2 separate regions of the Homo sapiens genome follow, and region 2 is linked to region 1. A link is an interaction called in ENCODE POLR2A ChIA-PET data of the cell type or tissue named here. Cell type or tissue: PC-9. All regions are shown on one strand.

Region 1 (2,500 bases):
TTCTCCTTTGAAACAGAGCCTACTGGGATGTTAGATGTCTGGTACATGAAACGGCACATTGACTACAGTAGACAACAGATTTCTCTTTTCTGGAAGGTGAGTTTTAAGCGTCAACTTAAAACTCAAGGGAATAAAACTGAAGGCAGAAAAAGACCTATTTGCATAGTGGCTTTTATATGAAGCTTCAATGATTTTGCTAGAGCTCATTTTCTCACATTCATGACACACCACAGTGTCATGTGCCTTTGGTGGATAGGGGTGAGAGCTGAGTTCCTTCTTCCACACAGTCACATCGTTTCAATCCCACTTCCTATAAGATCAAGGTCTTTTTCCATCCCTGGCATTTCCACCCTCTGACCCCAACTACTTCATCTCTTCTGACTGTTGTCCCCTTTCTGCCCACCCCCACCTCTCCTACATAAATATGCCCAGCAGTAACCATGTCACTTCACTTATTCACTCTTTGGGAAACAAAAGATGAAAAAGCTGTGGATGTGGATATTTAATAATGTTTGTTAAGTCATTGAAGAGGGAGAAGGAGGAAAGAAAGCTGCTCTACTTTAGGAATAGTAATAGTGGTAGAAAATAATACAAACAGGCCAGGTGCAGTGGCTCACGCCTGTAATCCCAGCACTTTGGGAGGCCAAGGCAGGCGGATCACTTGAGGTCAGGGGTTAGAGACCAGCCTGGCCAGCATGGTGAAACCCCGTCTCTACTGAAAATACAAAAATTAGCCGGGCATGGTGGCATGCGCCTGTAATCCCAGCTACTGGGGAGGCTGAGGCACGAGAATCACTTGAACCCGGGAGGCAGGGGTTGCAGTGAGCCAAGATCATGCCACTGCACTCGAGCTTGGGTGACAGAGTGAGACTACGTTTCAAAAAAAAAAAAAAAAGAAAATCATACAAACAGGAATAGAAAGCAGCCCTTCCTCAGGAATGGTAATAAAACAGTAGTAAATTAGACAACTTTCCAGAAAACAGTGAAGCCTGACATTATCATAGAATGCGAAAGTTTCACAAAGCACTGAAAGCTGGCATTACCATTTTATTTAATCCTCACAAAAATCCCCTGAGGTAAGTACTGGTACGCCCACTTACCAGTGAATGAGAAAACGAATGAATGAGTGAATGAAAAAACGAGTATCAGAGAGAGGAAAGAGAGGAAGTTCTTGCCCAAAGTCACCCAGCTACTGAGCACAGACCTGAGACTGAAACCTTATCCAGAACTGCTGCATCGTGACTCATCTTTGTTGAAGGAAAATGCTGTGCGATTCGAATTGAGCTACTGATTGGCATGCTCATAAGAGGTTTCCTGGTGAACTGCACTCTTTATTTCTCAGGACTCACATCCTCTTCACTACACCTCTTCCAGTTGAGGATAGAAAGTTTTGGAATTATGAATCTGAATGAGCACAAAACCAGAAGAGTAAGAATAACAATTATAAAGTCCTCTGATGGGGTTCACATGATGGGTTTTGATCATTGCACACTTCTTCAGTTTTAAGAAATGAGTGATTTCTTCTTCTTTCTCCTCCCTGTCTCTCTCACACACACATAAAACGTCTGGTATAAGAAGAGACTACTATAAATAGCCTGGTGAATCATGATCAGGCTCTTCACTTTGAAACTAACACTGCAGCTCAAAATTTATTTTAAAATGAATCTACTTTCAATAGCAAGACAATTCTCAAAGCAGGACATTTAGAACAGCCATAATTTGTGAATATTATAGAAGAACCCAGCCTAATTATTTCCTTTTCACGAGCAAGTGACTGGTTAAAACCAAAATTCCTCCTCTCATGTAAAGGTTTCTCCTCCAAAAATGTCCTCAACAGTGATCTGGAAAGATATGCTACGTGTTAATCTATTCCACGCCTCTCAACTCAAGGGTTTCTCTCAGTAGAATGAGGGTAATGATACAGGTATCTGCAAAGCTGACAAGACCATTGTGGGGATCAGCAAATGAGAGGACACAAATGTAAAAATCACAAGGGCCACCAGTGTAAAATTCAGCAGTGCTGCATGATGCGTGTTTATCCTGACAGTGAAAGCTCCATGCCTGCGTGCTTTTCACTGTAACAAACAGAGTTTATAGTGGACATCATCTTGGTTCTCTGAAACCAGCACCAGAGTGAAGTCAAAATAAGTATGTGTTGGCCATGAGTGATGCTTGGTAAATGTGAGTATGTGATTTCTTCTCTGCTGCCCTGATTTTATTTCTATCTTCACAAGGCTTAGGTTCTATAATGAGGTCTTGGAATTTGGAGGGACTTCAAAGCTCTTCTAGTTCAGCCTTCCTTTCATTATAAACATGGCTCCTACTCCTGCCAGGACAGACAGATGTCTCAGTGGGGATATTCTGGGACAGGGAGAATCTCACTTTGTAGTCTGCCCATGCCATGGTTGAACATCTCTTATTGTTTAGAAAATGTTTCCTTTTGTGTAGCCAGAATTGTGGGCCCAAGAAGGATGCTTGGGGTTGGAACTGGCTTAGAAGA
Region 2 (2,500 bases), 410 kb after region 1:
TCCTTTTACATTAAAATATTTTTCACCAGTTTTTAACCTCAGTTATTATTTGGGCCACTCCAGACTTTCCCAACCATTTACACACATTCACCCCCTCACCCACCCACCCACGCATCCACTCATAGTCTACCAGGACTGCCCATTTACATGGATACACATACAGACACACACACACACACACACACACACACGTGCATATACACACACGTTTTAAAATGCATTCTGGGCCACTAAAAATATTTATTAGCCATTATAGAAATGAATGACATTAGTTTTCAAAGTAAAAGCTATAGTTGTTCAACAGAGAGGCAGAGTCTGTGAGCCACTTCTCACTACAGCATAGGGAGAATGTTTAATGGCACCTCTGGGAATAATATAGTATCTGAAGAAAAAAGCTTTCAATGGCTCAGGGGGCAGGACAGTCACCTTCAGTTGACTGTCCCACAGTTAGGGTCTCTGTACCCAGTCTCCTCCAGAGCCTCAAGAGTGGCAGCTCTGGGGAAACACTGTCCCCTGTCCAGGGTGGGGTCTTCAAACAGGTCAGGGTTGCTGTGTTTGGGGTCTTGAGTACAAAAGTACATGCACACAAATGTCGACTGGCGTACTGCTTCTGGGATACTTAGGTAACCTGAAAAGCCATACCTCGGCCCTTATTCCCATTCAATAGCATCCTGAAAAGAAATCTAAGTGATTTTCCAGCATGGCTTGTGAGACATCTCTTGTGTCTCTATGGCTGGTGGAAAGAGTTATCATGCAGATGCTCTAGAAGAGTCAAACCCAAACCATAAGCAAACAGAAACCTCTCTCAAGACTAATGTGCTGAACACGGGTACTGAATGAGGTGAGCCTCTCCCCATTTTCTGGAGTCCACAGCTGTCTTTCTAAGCTAAGTCGGCATTTAAGTGGCACAACAGAGATGCCAGGTTAATGGCTGTGAAGGATGACAAATATCAGTATGGTCGTATTACATCTGTCTTTCAGCAAGAGTTATTACCAAGACATAAGAAACTGCAGTCCCTTCCCTGCCCCATAGCACCTCATAGTTACTCAATGTGGCCCATCCTCAATTGATTACGCTGACCCTTTAATGAGAAGTTCTGATAACCATATGCTTGTTAGCAGGCCTTTTCTTTGATCAGCTCTTACAGGAAATCTAACGTATACTCCTTCACTCTCCCACCACTGGGAGAAATATAATTGAATCAATGCAGTAATTAAGTACCCCATATTCATCTTTCCTTGGCGTTTCAGGATGTTGCTCTGGTTCCAGGTCTCACTGGAGAGAAGAGGGCAGCTGTCCAGAAGTAGCAAGTATAAGAGACTGGTCTGAATGTACCAGGATCACAACAGACATTTTGAAAGTTTACTTTGTTTACTTTGTCTCTGAAAAATGCCAAGCATGTAGGAGTTTGGGGTTAACAGGTTGCATGCAGTCAGATCCCAGTACCTTGAGCTGTTATTCTAATTTAAGGAATGCAGACATGTGGCATGGAGGTTGCCTCTTTTCCTCTTGCACTCACGGTAGACATCCCTAATGGATCAGCACTCATGGCAGCTATCACTAATGAGTCATGGTGTTCTTTCCTGTTGGGCCCAGACATGAGCTAGTTAATACTTCTTTTCAACACCTCGCCCCAATCACATAAGTTGGAAACAATGAACTATTTTTGTTCTAATTGATTTCATATACTTTAATTTCTTTCCTTAAAGTAACTGACAGTTGACTAAGGTATCATTACTTTATTTTAGCAACATTCTCTCTATACTTCTTAGCTAATTCCTCCACTAATCTGAGCTACAAATAATATGGGATATCATCCATTGCCAGACACTGTTAGACACTAAGTGCCAATTTATGTCCCTGTGTCCTTACAAAAATCTCAAGGCAGGGAAAGGTGGCTCGAATCTGACCTGTATTATGGCTTCCAGTAACCTTTCCAGGTGACTGCTACGCTGAATTATTGGCCTCCCTTTGCTTCCTACAGTGTCACCACTGCATTCACTTTGTCATACTACAATGGTCTGTCCATGTGCCCTCTTCCCTACTTAGCTCCACAACAGCAGGACCCATGTCTTACTTAACCTTTCAATGCCCAGCACATGGAACACTGCTGAATATAGAGTGGGTGTTTGGTAATTATGTTGAAAGAATTTTTTTTTAAGTTCTTGTTTTCAAATACAAGTTGAGCATCCCAAATCTGAAAATCCAAAATCCTCCAAAATCTGAAACTTTTTGGGCTCTGACATAACACTCAAATGAAATGCTTACTGACGCATTTCAAATTTGGGATGCTCAACTGGTAAGTATATAATGTAAATATTCCAAAACCTGAAAAAAAAAAAACCTGAAATCTGAAACACTTCTGGATCCAAGCATTTCAGATAAGCGATTCTCAATCTGTACTTGCTGAGTTTCAATTCATGCCCTACAGTGAACATCACCCATGACAAGTCCTGCGACTGGAGGAAATTTACTTCATAAAGTAAGGAGTGGTGGGCA

Evidence for each region. ChIA-PET counts read pairs that join two places held together with the same protein. Peaks named below come from ENCODE experiments on the same cell type or tissue, not always from the same donor. Only the 100,000 strongest peaks of a DNase experiment are listed, where the experiment ranks them.
Region 2: POLR2A ChIA-PET joins it to region 1 with 6 read pairs; 1 of 35 experiments calls an interaction of 5 or more read pairs at or near these places.

Annotation. Positions count from the first base shown.
Region 1 is chr1:67,338,608-67,341,107 of GRCh38, forward strand. IL12RB2 (interleukin 12 receptor subunit beta 2) reads left to right here. Exons shown (of 17, transcript NM_001374259.2): 9 at 17-96. Among named protein-coding and RNA genes, the nearest start is that of IL12RB2, 32 kb to the left of the region's middle. RefSeq lists an enhancer at 299-378. In PC-9, no CTCF peak of the experiment used is centred here; a DNase peak (open chromatin) is centred at 1,254.
Region 2 is chr1:67,751,022-67,753,521 of GRCh38, forward strand. All of the region lies in intron 2 of GNG12 (G protein subunit gamma 12), which reads right to left. Among named protein-coding and RNA genes, the nearest start is that of GADD45A, 67 kb to the left of the region's middle. In PC-9, no CTCF peak of the experiment used is centred here; a DNase peak (open chromatin) is centred at 1,450; H3K4me3 peaks cover 496 bases; H3K27ac peaks cover 1,661 bases.